Linked DNA regions of Homo sapiens: region 1 is linked to region 2. Evidence: chromatin loops called from intact Hi-C (ENCODE). Cell type or tissue: tibial artery. All regions are shown on one strand. Each heading gives the region's core, and the rest is flanking DNA. Links, peaks and the distances in the headings are about the cores only. Region 1 overlaps LOC107987243 (a long non-coding RNA gene). Region 2 overlaps ADAM11 (ADAM metallopeptidase domain 11).

Evidence for each region. Hi-C counts contacts between places; a loop is a spot of excess contacts. Peaks named below come from ENCODE experiments on the same cell type or tissue, not always from the same donor. Only the 100,000 strongest peaks of a DNase experiment are listed, where the experiment ranks them.
Region 1: a loop joins it to region 2, with 2.4 times the contacts of the local background. A loop is called at or near these places in 12 of 110 quality-filtered maps.

Annotation. Positions count from the first base shown.
Region 1 is chr17:45,000,498-45,010,641 of GRCh38, reverse strand. It overlaps LOC107987243 (a long non-coding RNA gene), which reads left to right. Exons shown (of 6, transcript XR_007065771.1): 2 at 2,159-2,353. Among named protein-coding and RNA genes, the nearest start is that of C1QL1, 37 kb to the right of the region's middle. RefSeq lists enhancers at 2,007-2,507, 4,038-4,994, 6,284-7,047. In tibial artery, for the core only: no CTCF peak of the experiment used is centred there; no DNase peak of the experiment used is centred there; H3K27me3 peaks cover 1,625 bases.
Region 2 is chr17:44,760,344-44,770,487 of GRCh38, reverse strand. It overlaps ADAM11 (ADAM metallopeptidase domain 11), which reads right to left. Exons shown (of 27, transcript NM_002390.6): 3 at 694-770; 4 at 440-506. Among named protein-coding and RNA genes, the nearest start is that of ADAM11, 6.4 kb to the right of the region's middle. In tibial artery, for the core only: no CTCF peak of the experiment used is centred there; no DNase peak of the experiment used is centred there; H3K27me3 peaks cover 6,567 bases.

The DNA.
Region 1 (10,144 bases), core at 751-8,750, 240 kb before region 2:
AGCCTCTGGAAATGGAAGCCCCTGGAGGGCAGAGCTATCCCAGCTGTCCATGAGTCCTCTCGGAACCCATTTCCCACCATTGCACTTCCTGCCCTGCTCGCTCCCCACCCCAAGGTAACACCAAGGTCGGATGTGAGAAAAAAATAGATGAAACAAGATTTTGCACATCACATTGTAAAACCCGCTCAGGCGCTCCCCTCCTCCCAATATTCTTACTGGACTCCCGCCTACCCTTGGCTCTGGTCCCTCTGGCTCCTCCCCATCCACCCAGTCCAGATGTCCAAGCCTGAGCAGCTCACCTGGAGAGACACCGTGTCTCTGTCTCCATCTCTTAGTCTGGGTCTCTGTCTGTGCTGCCAGTAGACCTCTGGCCTCCCCCATCAGACTGGGATCACTGGGAATGTGAGGACCTACCTTTTTTTGTCTTTGTCTCCTTTTCCCATCCCATTCAGTGGAGGATTTCAAAAAGCTTTGGAGACACACTTAACAAGATAAAAAATGAGAGAGGAAGCTGGAGGTGGGAGAGGTCCTGCTTCCTCCTCCCCCAGCCTCGGTCTCTGGCACCTTGCCAAGGTCACCTTTCAGAGCAACCTATCACGGGCCTTTGTCAGGATCATTCATCCTCCTTTCCAGCGCCCTCCGCCCTTGCCAACCCACCAGACTCTGTTGCCACTCCAGGCCCTGCCGCCACTCCAGGCCCTGCCAGCCCCAGCTCGCCTTACCAGTCCCTCACGCTCCAACTCTCTCCCTCTCCCCCCCATCTGCAACCACAGCACATCACAGCTGTCTGATTAGCTCAATTGATTAATTAAGCTCTAATGAGAGCCGTGACTCACCCCTACAGCTGCTGACCAGGAGGCCAGCCGTGCCCAGAAGGCCACTGAGGCTGCAGACATGGTCTTATGAGGGCCCAGGGGCAGGCAGCTCAGTGGTTGGTACCACTGAGCCATTTGCAGGGCACAAAGCTTGCCCATGGCTAGGTCTCTCCAAAAGCCTCCATGGTGAGGGGTGGGCAGAGGGGTTGCTCCCTCAACCAATCAGTGAGTTCCAGGATCTGGCACCAACTCTGCTGAAGTCAGGGAGGGCAGAGCAGACATTGATTGGCTGAGAGGTGCAGGGAGGGGAGTAGATCCCTTCAGAGTCCCACCTTGACTCCTGGGGCTTAGCATGCCCCAGGCCCAGAGGATAGTGAGCGTGGGGAAGCTGGGCACTGGCCAGAGGAACCAGACTTAGCCCTGCCAGCAGCCACCAACCCTGTGGTTTCTTTGCTCTGTCGCCCAGGCTGGAGTGCAATGCTGCGATCTTGGCTTACTGCAACCTCCATCTCCCAGGTTCAGTCGATCCTCCTGCCTCAGCCTCCCGAGTAGCTGGGATTACAGGCACGCGCCACCATGCCCAGCTGGTTTTTATTTTTAGTAGAGATGGGGTTTCACCATGTTGGCCAGGCTGGTCTCGAACTCATGACCTCAGGTGATCCACCTGCCTCAGCCTCCCAAAGTGCTAGGATTACAGGTGTGAACCACCGCACCCGGCCAAACCCTATGGTTTCTTCCATCCCCACAACTCCCAGCCATGTGGTGAGAAAACGCCCCCATCCAGCTGCTGGCTTCCAGTCTCGAATAGCCACAAGGACTCTGCAGAGCAAGTCCTCGATTCCCATTCCTCCCACCTCCGGCCTCCCTCACCACCCCGACCACTGACCCACCCCGCCCCCAGACTCTGTCCCTTGTCTAGGATAGGGGACAAATGCCCTCCATTAGCAACAATCATTGGCTGGGCACAATGGGTCACTCCTGTAATTCCAGCACTTAATCACGCCTTAATCCTCAACCTTGGGAGGCTGAGGTGGGAGGATCACTTGAGGCCAGTAGTTTGAGACCAGCCCAGGCAACATAGCAAGACCCCTGTCTCTACACAAAATTTTAAGAAAGAAAATTAGCCAGGTAAGGTTGCTCACGTTTGTAATCCCAGCTACTGGGGAAGCTGAGGCAGGAGGATTGCTTGAGCCCAGGAGTTCGAGGCTGCAGTGAGCTGTGATTACACCACTGCACTCCAGCCTTGACAAGGGTAGAATCTTGTCTCAAAAAAAACAAAAAACGATCATCAGTTAAGTGGGATTTTCCATCTTACAGACACCTCCATGTTCGTTCTTCCCCAGAATCTCACGAGGCAAACTGAGCCAGGAGTTCATTCTAGAGATGAGGAAACTGAGACCTCAACTTGCCCAAGATCACACCCGGGCGTTTCCTGCTTCCCAGCCTTTGCATTTGTCTTGAGTCACGCACTTCTCTTCAGCTTTGAGACGTCAGCTTAGAGGTCACTTCAGCCAGGATGCCCCGTCCCCCAGCTGCAGGTGAGGGCCCCCTCTTGTTGTGTTAACTTGCTCACCTCTGCCACGGGCCTGTGAGCACAGCTGCCGCTCTGTCTATACCTCCCGATTGCGGGAGGATCCTGCTCAGGGCCTCACAGGCAGTAGGGACATAAAGAATATTTAGAGTGGAGGAAAGAAAGGGAGGAGGGAAGAAATGAATGAGCCACACATGGCAGATAGTCTGAGCCCCCAGTCAAATGCTGAGAGGGAGGACATGGTGGAGGACCAAGCAGGGCTGCCCAGTCTGGTCATGTCAGCTGTTGATGTGCAGGGAGCCCCTGCTGCACAGCCCGCTGGCCCAGAGATCATGCAGGTAGTCACTTCCCCTCCCTGCTGCAGAGAGGTTAGGGTGGGACCAGGAAATCCTGGGAGATGGTGGAGGAAGATGGGCAGAGCAGGAGAGAGTGGGGAGGGCCTGGGAGTCAGGAAACCTGAAGTGGAGATTAAAGCAGTGGCTGGGTCAGGCACAGTGGCTCACATCTGTGATCCCAGCACTTTGGGAGGCTGAGGCAGGTGGATCACCTGAGATCAGGAGTTTGAGACAAGCCTGGTCAACATGGTGGAAACCCGTCTCTACTAAAAATACAAAAATTAGCTGGGTGTGGTGGCATGCGCCTGTAATTCCAACTACTTGGGAGGCTGAGGCAGGAGAATCACTTGAACCCGGGAAGCAGAGGTTGCAGTGAGCTGAGATCGTGCCACTGCACTCCAGCCTGGGCGACAGAGCAAAATTCTGTCAAAAAAAAAAACAAAAAAAACAGTGGCTGGAGAGTCCGAGACCTGGGTTGGAGTCCTGGCTTTGCTTGACCTCTCTGGGTGACTGTGGGCATGTGGCCTCCCCAGTCTGGCCTGTGAACCGAGAAAGTCTGATGGCATGGGCTCTGGGCCTGTTCTCCTGTTGAAGTCTGGGAGTTCTGTAGCCCCAAGAGACATCTGTTACTAGAGGGAGGGAGTGAAATGGAGATGGACAGTAGGAGGGGGTTGCAACACCTATTACCAATGGTGGGAGGGGTAATCACAGCCGGGAGCCTCTGGGCCCCACAAGGAGTCTCCACCACTCCCCCCAGCTCCTCTTCTGTCGCTGCCCCTCAGATTCAATTACCAGCTCAGCTTTCAAATCGGGCTCCAGCCAGTAACTTTACTGGAGAAAATTATTATGTGATTATTTCAACCTTGCTCCAAACGCTGTTTTAATTGGATCTGGGAAAAGGCGATTTGGGCATCAGAGGAGCCACGCGGGGGCGGGAGCAGCATAGGAATGTCAGGCAGGGGAGCCCCACCTGCCCATGAGGTTCGAAAGGCAGACAGGACTGCTTCCCAGCCCCCTACCTCTCCCCAGGCCCCCCACGTTCATCGTAGATGGAGGGTAAGCCTCAGCCGGAAAGAGAAAATGGGTGTGGGGAGAAAGGCTTCCCAGGCAAGTGGGTTGTGGAGGGGGTTGGAGGGGGTTGGAGGGGGTTGGAGGGGGTTGGAGGGGGTTGGGGGGGTTTGGAGGGGGTTGGAGGGGGTTGGGGGGGTTGGAGGGGGTTGGAGGGGGTTGGAGGGGTTGGAGGGGGTTGGAGGGGGTTGGAGGGGGTTGGAGGGGTTGGAGGGGGTTGGAGGGGGTTGGAGGGGGTTGGAGGGAACAGGTTCCTAGCAGCCTGTCTCCTGCCCAAAGCAGCCATCAGCCACTTAGAAAACTACTTTCCTGCCAATTTCCTTCCCTCCTCTGCCCCCAGTCCCAGCCCACCTGGAATAGACTTTTGCTCAAACACTAGCCCAAGGAAGCAGAGTTGGAAAGAACATTTGATTTTCCAGGATCCAGGAGGGCCTTTGAAAGGGATTTGGATTTATCTGCTCCTGGGATCACCCTTTCTCCCTGCTAGACAGATGACTGGTGTTTGAACATATGCTAACCTTTCTGAGCTTTGGTTTTCCCATCTGTCAAAGAGAGGGTCCTAGGTGACCCCCAAGACCCCTCCCAGGAACGAAGGAAGCCATTTGCACTGGTTCTCCCTGTGCTCTGGCTCTCCATGAGGCTAGAGAAGTCCAGCACCAACTCTTTGGTGGCCAATTCTGCAGGGGCTTGTAGGCGCTGAGCCTTGTAGAGCCCATCTGCCTCGCAGCTAAGGATGTCCCTCCCCACCCCGAGCCAGAGCTCAGCCAGGTGCCAGGAGCGAGAGTGGGCCTGGGATTGGGGCAGGAGGAGAGGGGAGGGGTGTGCTGAAAGGTTGAGGGGCCAGGAGGAAGGACGCATCTTCATGGTCTTGAGGTCTGGCTTTCTCAGGGCTCTCTGTAACTCCTTTTCTCCACACCTTAACAAACACCATGTCAACACTTCTTTAAAAATTGTTTATTTTGTTTAGAAATGAGGTCTTGCTCTGTTACCCAGGCTCGGGTGCATTGGCTCCATCATAGTTCACTGCAGCCTCTACCTCCTGGGTTCAAGCAATTCTCCTGCCTCAGCCTCCTGAGAAGCTGAAACTACAGGTGCACACCACCATGCCTGGCTAATATTTTAAATTTTTTGTAGAAATGGGGTCTTACTATGTTGCCTAGGCTAGTCTTGACCTCCTGAGCTCAAGTGATCCTCCCACCTTAGCCTTCCAAAATGCTGGGATTACAAGTATAAGCCACAGTGCCCAGCCAATGCTTTTTAAATATTTTTTATTTTTTTAGAGATAGGGTCTTGCTCTGTCACCCAGGCTGGAGTGCAGTAGCCCAGTCATTGCTCACTGTAACTTCAAACTCCTGGGCGTAAGTGATCCTCCTGCCTCACTCAACACTTTTTAAAAAAAATCGCTTAGGTGGCTCATGCCTGTAATCTCAGCACTTTGGGAGGCTGAGGCTGATGGATCACTTGTTCCCAGGAGTTTGAGACCAGCCTGGGCAGTGTTAGGAGACCTAGTCTCTAAAAAAGTTAAAACATTTAAAAATTTAGCTGGGTGGCTGGGCGTGGTGGCTCATGCTTGTGATCCCAGCACCTTGGGAGGCCGAGGCAGGCAGATCACGAGGTCAGGAGTTCGAGACCAGCCTGGCCAATATGGTGAAACCCCGTCTCTACTAAAAATACAAAAATTAGCCGGGTGTGGTGGCGCGTGCCTGTAGTCCCAGCTACTCAGGAGGCTGAGGCAGGAGAATTGCTTGAACCCAGGAGGCAAAGGTTGCAGTGAGCTGAGATCTCACCACTGCACTCCATCCTGGGTGACAGAGCAAGACTCCATCTCAAAAAAAAAAAAAACGAAAAAAAAGTTTAGCTGGGTACAGCCATGCCTATAGTCTCAGCTACTCAGGAGGCTAAAGGAGGAGGATTGCTTGAGCCTGGGAGGTCAAGGCTGCAATGAGCTGTGATGGCACCACTACACCCCAGCCTGGGCAACAGACTGAGAACATATATATATATTATATATATTATATATATATATAATATATATATATATATAATGCCTTAAAGGTGCCATTTTGGAGAATGTACTACTCACAGCAGGAATGTGTCTCCCCCACCACCCTTCCCCCCCACCCAAGACATGGGCACTGGGACTGCAGGGAAGACTGGCCAGACCCCAGCCCCAGCACCCACCTGCCATCAACAAGCATCACTGGGCATGGGTGAAGGGACAGTGAGGCAGGCGCAAAGAGGACAGAAGGTGTTGGTTCAATTCATTTGCCAGGTACTGAGCACCTATTGGGTTTGAGGCACAGGGCCAGTGCCACCTCCAGGAGAATAACAATCTGGTTTGGGAGACAGGACACTCTCTTCTTAGAAATCATCTAAAACTCTGAGACAGCAGGAGAGATGGTTCAGAAATGAGGCCGTGAGCACTCAGGAGCCAGTCAATCTCAACAGAACGAAGCCCAGGCAGACTTCCTGGGGAGGCAGTTTCAAGGAGGTCTCAGTGTGGTTTGGCTGAGAGGAGGTTGGTGGGTATTCTGAAGGACCAAACAGCAGAAATGCCCAGGGAGAAAGGGAAGCGGTGAGAGAGGAAGGAAGGTAGCTGTGAGATGCTTGCCTCTGTGCCTCCAACATCCCCTAATGCGGGAAATTATAATTTCCATTTTACAGACAGGTTCGGACCTTTGTCAGGGTCACACACAGCCAGGAGGGGACTGAAAGCAAGCTCTGCCGGTGCCCTGACCCTGTCCTTTCTCCAGCTTCACCTTGCCTCTCCCAGAGCCAGCCGGCCTCATGCTGAGGCACCAGCAGGCAGATGCAGAGGGCTCAGCTGGGAATGAGAAGGCCACTTCCCGAGAATTTCTGGAATCCACAAATAAGATCTGAGACAAACAGGACCCCGGCCCTTCAGGCGAGTGCCTGCCTGGAGATGGGGGTTTCAAAGGTGTGGATCACGGGGGAAAATTGTATTGTCAAAGAAGAAAACCAGTGCTGCCATCCCTCCTTCACTCATTAATTTCTGGGGAAGTATTAATTTCTGGGGAAGTATTAGCTGTCAGCAAGCAGCAGCCCTCCAATTCGAATTACAGAATTTGAATTCTTAATTTCTCCTAATCCATCAGTGAGCTGCCTTCCTGGGCTAATATTAGCAGCATTGGTGAAGCTTGTAACAGTCATTGATGTCTCCAGTCCTCTGAAAAAAGCCCTAATCAACAGAGCTGGGCCTGGGGCATGGGCCCCTAGAGGCAGGGACTCCGATCCCCACTCCCCAGCTGCCCCCAGTCTCCAGGAAGAGAGTGCAGAGTTTTACAAAGGTCCCTGGAGAGACGACAGAGAGAGAGAGAGAGAGAGAGAGAGAGAGAGAGAGCGCAAAGGAGAGGTGGGGAAGATGGAATCAGAGCCTGTGAGAGGCTTGGAACCAGGAAGAGAGGGAGAAAGGGGCTCAGGGAAAGACAAAATCAGTAAGACCAAAAGAGGTGGAGGCAGAGTGATGGAGAGACTGAGCCAGAGGCCCAAAGAGATGGATGGAGCCCGAGCTGGAGAGGAGGAAAGGAGCCTTTCAGAACGTAGAGTCAAAGCAACCCTCATTCAGACTCTGTGCAGGGAAAAAACACAGGAAAGCAAAACCAAAACCCTCCTGTGACTCCCAGGGTGTCATGGAAAGTGTGGTGTTCCACGGATTACATGGCCCCCATATCACTGGGCCCACCAGTTCACATTGCCTCTAGTTCTGGATCAGGCACCTTGTCTCAAATCACAGCTGAAAGACCTCCTCCGTCAGAAGGCCCTCTTGCTTTCTGTCCACCAGCACCATCTCTCTCTCTCTCTTTTTTTTTTTTTTGAGATGGAGTCTCATTCTGTCGCCCAGGCTGGAGGGCAGTGGCGTGGTCTCAGCTCACTGCAACCTCCGCCTCACGGGATCAAGCGATTCCTGTGTCTCAGCCTCCTGAGTAGCTGGGACTACAGGTGCGCACCACCAAACTCAGCTAATTTTTGTATTTTTAGGTAGAGACGGGGTTTCGCCATGTTGGCCAGGCTGGTCTCAAACTCCTGGCCTCAAATGATCCACCCGCCGCCTCAGCTTCCCTAAGTGCTGGGATTACAGGCATGAGCCACCGCACCCGGCCCACCAACACCATCTTTTCACTGCTGGGCAGTAACACTCTCTCCTGGTCAGCCACCCAGGTCCTGAAGACACTCTGTGCTGCTGCGTCTGTCTCCACGCAGGTGGGAAGAACGTGGGAGGCAAGCCGAGCACTATTTGTGCACTTCTTTTTATTTATTAATTTTTTTGAGACGGCCTCTCACTCTTTTGCCCAGGCCAGAGTGCAGTGGCACGATCTCAACTCACCGCAACCTCCATCTCCCGGGTTCAAGCAATTCTCCTGCGTCGGCCTCCTGAGTAGCTGAGATTACAGGCATCTGCCACCAGGCCCAGCTAATTTTTTTGTATTTTTAGTAGAGATGGGGTTTCTCCATGTTGGCTCGAACTCTTGATCTCAGGTGATCTGCCCACCTCAGCCTCCCAATATATGTCCACTTCTTATTTAATCTCTTCGACAGGGCCAAGAGGTACAGACTTTTTTTTTTTTTTTTTTTTTTTTGAGACGGAGTCTAGCTTTGTCACCCAGGCTGGCGTGTAGTGGCCCGATCTCGGCTCACTACAACCTCCACCTCCCTTGTTCAAGTGATTCTCTTGCCTCAGCCTCTCAGCCTCCCAAGTAGCTGGGATTACAGGCGTGTGCCACCACACGCGGCTAATTTTTGGTGAGACAGGGTTTCACCATGTTGGCCAGGCTGGTCTTGAACTTCTGACCTCAAGTGATCCACCCACCTCAGCCTCCCAAAGTGCTGGGATTACAGGTGTAAGCCACTGCACCCGGCTGGTACAAACTGTTATTACCCCCATTTAACACATAAGGAAACACACCTTAAGTCACTTGCCCAAAGTCATGGGGCAATGACATAGTGATTTTGGGATTTGAATCCCAGTAGGCTGACTCCAAAGCAAAGCACTTAACATCACGTTGGAGAATCTTGGGAAACCCCCGGGAGTTGTATATGGTGCAGTCCCCATCCTTGTTGAACTACCAAAGGTTGAAGGCCATGCCAGTCCTGCCCCATGACTTCCTCACATGACTCCAGTTCCATCAGCCAATCTTCTTACTAACATCCAGATAGCCTCGGACCCTCTGCCCCCATCCAGCCGACCCTGTCCCTCCCACCTGCCTTTCCATCTCTCTGAATCCAGGCCTTCACCTGGGCAGGCCCAGCTCAAGTCAGGCTTTCAGCTGGAAGCTTTTCCCCGCCTGCATCCCTAGCTCCATGGCCTGTCCCTCTCTGACCCAGTCTTTGTCCTTTCTGTGGATTTCCTGCCTCCTCAGCAAGTTCTGAGCCTCTCCATGCACAGCCAGGTGCCCTCTGAAGTCCTAGGACCCAGCTTTGCCCGGGCTTGTGCTCAGTAAATATTTGTGGACTTATCAACTGATTGATTGGTGAAGTGAAGACAGGAGACCTGGGACAAAGATGCCTGAGAACTCAGCAGTGTCCCTCTCAGCCTGGGCCCTGGGGAGGTGCTGGGGAGCCTGACACACACAGGTGAGGACTCCAGGCCCCAGCAGGTGTGAATGGCCAGGTGTTGGCACTCCCAGCTGCCTGCGGGTGACCCTGTCTCCCCAGGGTGGGAGGATTTGGGGATGTGTGGGGGGGAGAGGGAACTTGGGAAGTGAGTGCTTCAGGCTGCGCTGAAGTTCCCCTGGCCCCCAGGCTCTGCCCAGGCACCTAGGGCAGGAGGCAGACTCTAGGGTCTTCTCCAAGTTGAGATGTCTCTCCCCACTCCCTTTGCTGCTCCTGCTCCTCCCCTAGCCCCCACTGGAGAATCTGGGCCTGATAGAACTATTTTGGGCCAAACCTCTGAATTATGCATGGTCTGGCCAGTAAGCTGGCTCTTCCTGATCAGTGGCAGTGGGGGTTGGGGAGTAGAGTGATGGCTGCATTTCTCTTCCCGTGTAAGTGTCTGAGTTTGTGCAGGTGCCAGGCAGAGTGTGATGGGGTGGCATACATATGTTTGTGTAGACTTTGTGACTAAGGAATTGTGAATGTGCATGGGTCCACAAGTAGGAGCTATGGGGTCCCAGAGACTTTTTCCTTCTCTCTGAGGCTCCAGGATGGTGGGCCCCTGGGCTCAGTACCTTGTGGTTCCCAAATTTGTGTGTCTGGGCAGGATGGGCACAGGATGACTTAAGTCATCATCCTATTTCCATCCTGTCCCTGCCTTGCCTGCCCATGGGATCCTCAGGAGCTAGATGGACAGAAAAGAGATATCAACCTATCAGGGCCAGATCCAGGAGAGGGGAAAGAGAAGCCATTAACTGCCTGAAAATATTAGGTTGGTGTAAAAG
Region 2 (10,144 bases), core at 1,293-9,292:
GACAGGCTATTTATAGACACTCATTCATTTTCAGGCTCTAGAGCCTTCAGGGCTGGGACCCTAGTGTCCCAGGCAGCTGGGATTTTCGGGGCCTTGATATTGAGTAAGAAGGGCCTTTCCTCAGCTGTCCCTCTCAGAAGAGTCTGGAGAGGGGGATTCCTGGCAGCCTGCTCGGAACGAGTGTCCCTGTAGGCCCCACGTGGGCTGGCTGGGGGTCAGAGCTCTGGGGCCAAGTGAGGGGACTTCAGGGCCCTATGCACTCAAGCTGCCCACTGTCCACCCTCAGAGCCTCCTGGGTCGGGAGAGAGGGAAGGTGCTGAGGGGCCAGGCCCAGGACCCCATCTCCAGTGGCCACCTGTCCCTACACCTGTGACCACAGAACCACAGAAACAGCACCTCCCTTCCATCCCCGGCCCCGGTCCCCTGCAGTGGCACTCACGGTGCTGTGCTGGGTTGTCCCCTCCCGGCTGAAGTGGCGCTCCACGTATTGCGAGGAGAGGAGGTGGCTGAGACAGAGGGGGCAGCAGGAAGGGGGGTCACGGGCGAGGTGAGGTCGGGCTTGAGGCTCGCCTCAGGTCAGGACCCAGGTCCCCTCTGCCCAGGCCCAACCCCCAGACCCCCAGCAGCCAGGCCCTAGCCATGTCTCCCCCGCCCCACCACTGCCCTTCCTCTTGGGCTCAAGGCCACACTCACTGGTTCAGCTCCAGGTCCAGGGTGAAGTTTGAGTTGAAGGCTGGGATGACGAAACTCACCTGGGCCAGATGGACAGGCTGGGTGGGGGGAGGGCAGAGGGGGAGTCAACCCAGGGAGGCCTGAAGGTGGGAGTCGGGGGGATCCCGGGAGCAACAGTAGCCCTGGGGAAGGGGTGGCCAGCCCTAGCAGCTGAGGGGACCATTGATTTGGGGGCAAGATGCTTTGTCCAAGCTCCTCTTCCTCCACGACCCTGCTCCTTTACTAGTGGGCAGAGGCAGGAGTGCTCAGCCCTGGGCACAGCCCCCTTTCTGCCCTCTGGGCCCGGGCACCTGTGCATCCTCTCTGGGGCTGGGCTGCAGGTGCAGCTGGGATGGAGAGGGGCAGCCCGGCCAGCCCTCTGCCTCATTATGCCCTCCTGGCTGGTGAGGGGCACCCCACCATCAGGCAGAGTAACGGGAGGGCCCCAGGAGTATCATGGGAAAGGGACAAACAGGAAATGGGAGGCAGGACCCTCGCTGCCTGTCCCCCTACCCCGGCCCCAGCCTCCATCTACATAGGAGGCCTCGGACAGGGGCGAATGGGTGGGAATGGATGGCTAGGCCCCTGGAAACTGGGCGACGGGCAGGTGCCATCCTGTTGGGAGTAAGGACTTGGCTCCTCTACCCCCAAATCCATTGCCCTCTGCCTCACCCAAAGCAGCTCATCTTTAATATTTCAATCCCATGGTTAATTTTTAAACATGGAAGTTTTCCTGATAAATTTTTCAGAGTGCAGTGGGGCTGGAGGCTCCAGGTTGCCACAGCAACACACCACGCCAGAGCAAGATGGCGGCCCCCCAGGCCTGGGCGCTTGAGGACGCCTGGATCACAGCAACCGCAGGGCCCAGGAAGGGCTGAGAGGACTCAGGGCTGGGGCCTTCTCCACACCCCTTGTTCATTCCAGAAGACTGACTCCAGACCCCAACATGAGGGTCACCCACTCTGCCCTGCAAATGGGAGGCTTTTGTTCGCTGCCTGGCCTTTGTGGTGGGGACGGCAGGTTGCAGGAAGGAAGAGAGCCCCAAGGTTGTGGTCATGAAATCCATAGCCTGTGCCTTGTCGGCTTCCTCCTCAACCACCTCATCACTGCTAATCTTTACCGAGCACTTCTTGTGTGCCGGGCCCTGGTCTAAACACTAAGAGTATTGCCCTGTTTGATCTTCGCAGCAACCCTATGGGATAGATTACTGCCATTCCCATCTGAAAGGAGACAGGCACAGTGGGGCTGACTAACTTGCCCAAGGTCACACAGCTAAAAAGTGGTGAAGCTAGGGAGTCTGCTTCTAGGGCTGTCTCACCCCAAAGGTGGAGTAAAATGGAAGAGGGCCCAGTGTCCATGAGAGGTCCTGGGAGAGGAGCAAGGGGGGCACCAACGGCCAGGGCCTGGGTGGGCTGACCTTTGCGCCCCAAGGACACCGACTCACCCTATTCCAGGCTGACCAAGGCTCCCAATTCCATCCTGAGCCCCTAGAGCATTGATCAGCCCGAAATAGAAAGTCAAGGACAAGGAGTCGCCACATCCTCTTCCCGGCCCATGGCCTGAACCATCCTGGCCTTCCCCTGCCCCTGGGACTGTTCCTGCTTGTTCTATCTGCCTCCCACCAACAAGCCCCTATGCCAGCCCCCTCCACAGCTGCCTAGAGGAGCAGCCTGCCAGACCCCTTGCCCCAATGCTGCTCTCTGACCGTGCAGCCCCAGGGATGACCCAGCAACCTCTCTGTGCCTCAGATTTTCCCACTGAAAATGGTCAGATGAGCCCAGATGCGAGGCCAGGAGGTTGGCTACGTATTGGTACCATCCTGGGCCTGGAGATTCCAGCAGAGTCTGCCCTGGCACCAACAGAATCTCCCTCACTCAGGAGGTCTGCGAGCCACCCCATCAAGCCTGCTTCCTCTCTGCAGAGGCCAAGCCAGTCCCCACTCTGGGGAAAGCCCCAGCTGATGGGGGATGAAGGCCAGATACCTTAAGAGCCTCCTTGTCCACCACCTCCTGCCACCTGCTGAGCTCTCACCACTTCCCCATCTGGTGCAGCTGAGCCCAGCAGGACACAGGGCTCAGACCAGATAAGCCCCTGGGGCAGTGCCGGGGCAGCTGGGGCTGGGGGCTGGGCCTGGCTGGAGGTGGCCCAGGAGGGGGCTGGGAGAGCCCCCAAAGGCGGTAGGAGAAAGAAAGAGACCACATACCAAGGGGTGTTTGCCTGGCCTGGCCCCATGCGGGGACACAACCCTGTCCCTGGTCTGAGGGAAGAGATGGGTCACACAAACCTATCTCAGTCCCCAGAATCTCTGTGGCCCTGGCACCTGGGGAGTGGGGAGGGGACTCCTGCTGGCACAGAGTCCCAAGACCGCCCCAAGCCCGCCCAGCATTAGGCCAATGTTCTTTTTTTTTTTTTTTTTTTTTTTGAGATGGAGTCTCACTCTATCACCCAGGCTGTAGTGCAGTGGTGCAATCTCAGCTCACTGCAACCTCTGCCTCCTGAGTTCAAGCAATTCTCTGCCTCAGCCTCCCGAGGAGCTGGGATTGTAGGTGCCTACCACCACGCCCGGCTAATTTTTTTGTATTTTTAGTAGAGACAGGGTTTCACCATCTTGGCCAGGCTTGTCTTGAACTCCTGACCTTGTGATCCACCCTTGGCATCCCAAAGTGCTGGGATTGCAAATGTGAGCCACCATGCCCAGCGAATGTTCTTTTTTTAAAATTAATTAATTAATTTTTTAAGAGATGGGATCTCACTGTGTTGCCCAGGCTGATCTTGAACTCCTGGGCTCAGACCATCCTCCCGCCTCAGCCTCCCAAAGTGCTAGGATTACAGACTTGAGCCTCCATGTCCAGCCTAAGCCAGTGCTCTATCAAAGCCAAACTGTGCTCCCTGCCTGGCCCTGCTTTCTGCCCCTGCCCTGCCTCTGACCTCATCCCATTGTCCCTCCATCCCTGGTGGGAGGGGCCTTTGGTCTTGAGGTCATGCCAGCCCTCAGCTGACCCTGTGCCCTGCACTTGTCTCTTGCTCCCCCGGCTGCCCAGGCTCTCACATGCTCCAGCTCATTTGATCTCAACGTGCCCAGGCTGTCTGGTCCTCATTTTACAAATGCCAGGATGAGGCTCAGGGAGACACCTGGAGGTGACTGGCCCAGGGTCATGGCTGGGTGGCTGGGGAGGTGTGGGGCTGGATCTCACCCTGGGGCTGGAGTTCGTGTCGCCACAGCAGCTGTGACTGCCTGGCAGGGGTGACCACCCCTTCCACCCGAGGCTCCTCTCTGGCTGGCCCACCCACTCTCCTAGACATCTGCTTCAGAGCGACTGTGCCTTGTCCTCTCTGTACCAGATGCGGGGTGCAGACAGAAAAAGGCAAAGATTCTGCCAAAGACCCAGAAGCACAAATACAGGTGCCTGGGCTCTGCCCCAGACCTACAGACACACAGTCTTAGGAAGGGAGAGACTAAGGAGCCTTAGGATTCTCAAATTCTCCAGGAAATTCGAGAAGGGAGACCATTGCTCCCCACCACTTCCAGACACGGCCCTTCACACGCTGACCCGGAACTCCTGCCCGGACCTCCCTCTCCTCCCCACCCTCATCTGCACAGCCTGCACCTGCCAACCCATGCAGGGCTCTGGCGCCCTCCACCTCTGGGCCTTTAAGCACACAGTAGACATACACTTCTTTGATCACTGATTTGGCTTTTCAGGTGGGCGACCTTTAGTTCCCTGGAGCAAGGGCGATGCCTGCTTTTTTTCCCTGCCCACGAGCTCAACACTCACGTTGAATGGAAATGTATCGCAAGGCCTGAGATAAGCTGCTTCATGCCCCCGGCCTCAGTTTTCCCCTCGGTAAAACAGAATTGTTGGGCCAGGAGCAGTGGCTTACGCCTGTAATCCTAGGAGGCCAAGGTGGGCGGATTGCCTGAGCTCAGGAGTTTGAGACCAGCCTGGGTAACATGGTGAAACCCTGTCTCTACTCAAACAAAAAAGAAATTAGCCGGGTGTGGTGGCATGTGCCTGTAATCCCAGTTACTCGAGAGGCTGAGGCAGGGGAATTGCTTGAACCCGGGAGGCGGAGGTTGCAGTGAGCCAAGATCGTGCCACTGCACTCCAGCCTGGGCAACACAGCAAAACACTCTGTCTCTACAAAAAAAAAAAAAAAAAAAAAAAGAGAAAAGAAAAGAAAAACCAGGATTGCTGTGAGGATTAAATAAAAGCCCTTTTAAATGTGGTATCATAAGGGTCAATAATAATAATAACGAGAAGGAAGTGTAAATGTTCCAGCTGAACAGGGCTTTGAGGAACTGCATAAACGACTCCTTTGGATCACCTACTGTGACAGGGACATGCCAGAATGGTAGCCTTATGCTCCAGATCTGGGTGGATGGTGTGATTTACCTGTCAGGTGTCTCACCTGAGGACATCTTTCTGGAATCCCCTCCCGCAAGGAGACACCACCACCTTGTGGGCCAGGTGGCTGCAGAGTGGGGAGGAGCCAGAGAGGCAGGAGCTCCACCTGGGAGTATGTCCCAGCTGGGAGAAACCCCCCACCCACCCACCCACCTGCCAGCTCCCCCCACCCACCCCCGGCAATGTGTTGGGTGCTCCATTTATCAAGAGGGCAGCGGGATTCCCAGGCAATGAGAACAGCCAGACAAATTTCCAATGATGGGATTTGACCTACATTTTTGAGAACAGAGCCACCTCCTTTTACAGGGTCATCAGTCCCTCTGGGGACAGACTCTGGACAGCTGGGTTCCTCTAGGCAGCCAGGAGGTTGCTTGGGTGAGGCCAAGCCCACAGGCCAGAGTCCTGCTCATGTGGTTTCTCCCCTGGACCCCACCCCGAGCCTGACAAGTAACCCCTAAATATCCTGGCTCCTGTTTCTGACACCCAGCCCTCATGCCAGCACCAGGGCCCAGCACCCTGTCCGGACACTCAGAGATGTTGACCATCGGCTCTTCTGCCAGATCTTGGGCTGGACACCTGACATTCATCATCTCAAGTCCTCGCAGCAGCCTGAGAGGTGGAGACTATGAGCATCCCCATTTTATGAATGAGGAAGGTGGTGTTCAGGGGGCTGCATGACTGGCTCAGGTCACACAGTCAGAAGCAGGGGAGCAGGACCTGCACTAAGGCTGTGCCACCTCAAAGCCACAGCGTGCAGCCTCTCACACCAAAACTAAGCCTGCTGAACTCTCTGGCATGGCAGAGCTCAGTTCATGCCCCCACCTCACCCCTGGGAACAAGCTGGGCCCAGCAAAATCCTAGCCCTGGCTTCTAGCCATCTGCCCCAACCCAGGAGAGAGCCGCAACTTCAGCCACACAGACTATAGCATGGCCTTGGCTCTAGTGGGGTACCAGGGCCCCAGGCACAGACCCTGGCCCCCCTGTGGCACCATGTCCATGACTCCCATCTTCAAGAGCTGGGGGTGAGCCTTACTCAACTGCCCTCCGCCTTTCTGCAGGACGAAAACACAAACACTGTTGCAGCACACACCCACCGTGGAGGGCTTCTGGGGTGGTGCTTCCAGTAAATGCTGGCCTGGGCATCTCTCACAAGAGCTTAGCCCAGAGACTGAGGCACCCCTCCCCTAGCTGGCTCAGATGAGCTTCTATGTACCAGGTCTGCGACCTCCTCACCCCTGACCCTAGTCACCTCCCCATGTCCTGCCCTCTCCTTGTTCCCAAGGAGTCTGGGTCTCCCCAGGGGCAGGCATAACCCATACAGCAGCTTGGTGCAAATTAGAAAAAGGGGTCCCAAGACCGGGTGAGGTGGCTCACACCTGTAATTCCAGCACTTTGGGAGGCCAAGGCGGGTGGATCACTTGAGATCAGGAGTTCGAGACCAGTTTGGCCAGCATGGTGAAACCCCATCTCTACTAAAAATACAAAAATTAGCTGGAAGTGGTGGTGCACGCCTGTAATCCCAGCTACTCGGGAGGCTGAGGCACAAGAATCACTTGAACCCGGGAGGCAGAGGCTGCAGTGAGCCGAGATCATGCTGCTGCACTCCAGCCTGGGTGACAGAGTGAGACTCTGTCTTAAAAAAAAAAAAAGAAAGAAAACAAGATCCCCCTGCAAGTCAGAACGCATGTGGCCCCATAAGCCCACAGATTGCATTCAGCTCACTTACTGCTTGCCCAGTCACCCTAGTGGAGTGAACAACCAGCCCAACTGGACACGGTAGTCTTGCCTGACCTGCACCACCCCTCGGCTGCAGGCTCCCTGGAACCACAGGTTTCTGCACTCCCAGAAGCTCCCTCACTTCTCTGGGCCTCAGGCCTAGCCTGCTTCCAGGCTGGACAGAAGTGAGGGGGTTGAGTGCAGTAGCAAAGAGAGGGCAAGGGTGCATCTGTGTCTCTTTTCCCTTCAGCCCTGAGCAAGAGGTGGCAGCGTGCTGGGTGAGAGCCCTGCTTTGAGGATCAGTCTTGACTCTGTGCTCAAGTGCTGTGTCACTTGGGGCAGTTACGTTGCCTCTCTGTGCCTGTTTCTCCATCTGCGAGATGGGAATAACAGCCCCACCTCTGGGAGCTGTGATGAAGATTAAATAATTCCACGTAAAGGAGTGCCTGCCCCAAAAAGGCCTAGTAAATAATTGTAATTTCTCTACCTTGTTCTTTTGTTGTTGTTGTTGTATTGTGTGAGACAGGATCTCACTCTGTAGCCTAGGTTGGAGTGCAGTGGTGCAACCATAGCTCACTGCAGCCTTGAACTCTTGGACTCAAGCGATCCTGCAGCCTCAGCCTCCCAAGTAGCTGGGACTACAGGTGCGCAGCACCATGCTTGGGTAATTTTTTTTTTTTTTTTTGGTAGAGACGGGAGTCTCACTATGGTGCCCAGGCTAGTCTCAAACTCCTGGTCTCAAGCAATCCCCTGACCTTGGCCACTGTGAGCCAATGCACCCAGTCTAATTTCTCCAGCTTCTAATTCCTTCTTGGCCGCTATATCTCTTCCCCTGTCCCAGTCGCACCCCCACCCTTGCCCCTGTCAAGCCAGGAATCCTCAGCACGTAAAGCTCTTTCCCATCACCACCTCCTGGTAGTAGGTGGGACTGAGATATGTTACCATCCTGATTTTAGGGAACAGGAAACTGGGGCTCAGAAAAGTCAAACGACCTGCCCAAAGCCACAGCAGCTCAGCGCCCCAGGCCCTGCCAGCCAGCATGTGCCCCTGGACTCGACACATGACCAGAGATCTTGCTGCCAGCTCCACACCGGCTAGGCTTGAAGTTCCAAACCAGGGCAGTAAGTTAAGGCAAAAACCAAGCAATGCCCAGCTGGGGTACTTCTGGCTAGGACACACACGGGCTCAAGTCCACACTGGATCCACCATCAGACCCCATGGCTCTGAGGCCAAAAGCGCTCTAACCCCAGGGAGAAATGCCAGGCAGGAGATTGAGGGTTTGCCATATCTCCTTACCGTTGGGGAAAATATTCTGGATGTGTCTTTTTGTCTCCTTGCTCTGGGCAGAGTTGGGAGACTGCCTCCTGGACCCAAATCCAGAGAGCCCTGGAGGCAGAACTGGGAAGTGCCCTGGTGTGGAGAAAACTCCCACCTCCACTGCTTAAGATCTGATTGACTTTGGGCAATTTACGTCATCCCTCTGAGCCTCAGTTTGCTCATCTGTAAAATGGGGCTGACAAAAGTTACAAGCTGCCAGGCGCAGTGGCTCACGCTTGTAATCCCAGCACTTTGGGAGGCCGAGGTGGGCAGATCACCTGAGGTCGGAAGTTCGAGACCAGCCTGAGCAACATGGAGAAACCCCATCTCTACTAAAAATACAAAAAATTAGCCAGGCATGGTGGCGCACGTCTGTAATCCCAGCTACTCGGGAGGCTGAGGCAGTAGAATTGCTTGAACCCGGGAGGTGGAGGTTAGGGTGAGCAGAGATCACGCCATTGCACTCCAGCCTGGGCAACAAGAGCAAAACTCCATCACACACACACATAAACACACAAAAGTTACAAGCCTTACAGAGTTGTGAGAAATAAGTGATGTAGAGTGCATACAAAGCTTGGCAGAGTGGCCCATAGAAGTCCACAGCTTTGGTACCTCAGGGGAAACTGAGGCACAGATAAGAGAGGGCCCCAAACAAGTCCCTTGAGGAGGTCGCCATGAGGGCCCTAGGAAGTCTCAGTCTCAGAGAGACCCCAAAATTGGAGATAATCACTGCCCGGCAGATCCATGGAACTCCATTCCCTCCCCGCAGGCTCTCAGACACCCCTCAGAAGTATCTGGAATCGGTGGATCACATACACACCTCACATGCACTCACTCACCTGCAGAACAACACAGAGACCCCCAACCCAAGCAGTTCAACTGCACCCATCCTGACCTTCCCACGCAGCTGCAGACACCACCACAGCCCAGAACCTCCTACCCTTTGCCACCTCTGTCTCTGTTCGGAAAGGGTCAGGCTGAAGGAGCAACCTGCCCAGTTGGAATACCTGACTTTTCATCCCTACCTGACTCCAGGCTTTTCCTCAACTCTGTCCCCTTTCCCTGCGGTGACATCCCTCCATGACTCAATCTGCACATCCCTTAAAGCATAAGCCAGAGTCCCAGCAGTCGGGCAGACCATCAGTTCCCCCACAGTGTAACCACGGGGTGCACAGTTCACAGGTAGGGAGTGACACCAGGCAAGACAGCCAGACTCAGCGGCCAGGACACCCCATCCCCGGCCCTAGGACTGCACACCTCCCAGGGAGCCTGGGCAGTTGCTGAAGGCAGCTTCCACCCCCCACCCCACCCCCAGTGACTGCGGGCCTTGGACCATTAGCCCCCTCCCCCTGCCCCTCTGCACGGCCCTGAGTGATGGTCCATCTATTATGCATGCTCCCTTCCTGCTCCATCCATTTCATCAGTATTCTCCACCCCTGCACCACCCCGCATCCCCCTCTGCTCCCCTCCCTTAAGGGCTTTTAACCAAGTACATTAGGCAGGGCCAGATGCCAGTCTGACAGATGTCCGTAATGTTAGCCTCCGTTTCCCTCCTTCCTCCCTCTGCCCAGCCCAATTTACCTCCCACCACTCCCCGCTGCCAAAACTTCCCAGGCCTCAGTTGTACCCCTCTTCTGGGTCTCCCCCCTATACCTCCTGTTTGTGCCGGGCCTTTGCCAGCCAACCTGCCCTCTGCTGCCCTGTTGGCCTGGCTCACTTTCAGCTCCAGCTCTTGGAGCGCTGGGGTGTGCTGAATGAATATTCCATCTGGGTGATTATTATTCACATGATATTAATTAATTATTAATTGCAATTAATCTCCTTCATGCCTAACCTTCCTCTGGGAGGCAGGAGGGGCCTGGCAGCTGAAAGGGACAGTGGGCAGGCAGGTAGAGCTGGCTTGGGGCCTCAAGTTATTTTCCAAGGCCCCACCTTCAGCCAGGACAGGAAGAACAACAAGCCTATCTGGGCACTGTGTGGAAACTGAGGCAGGA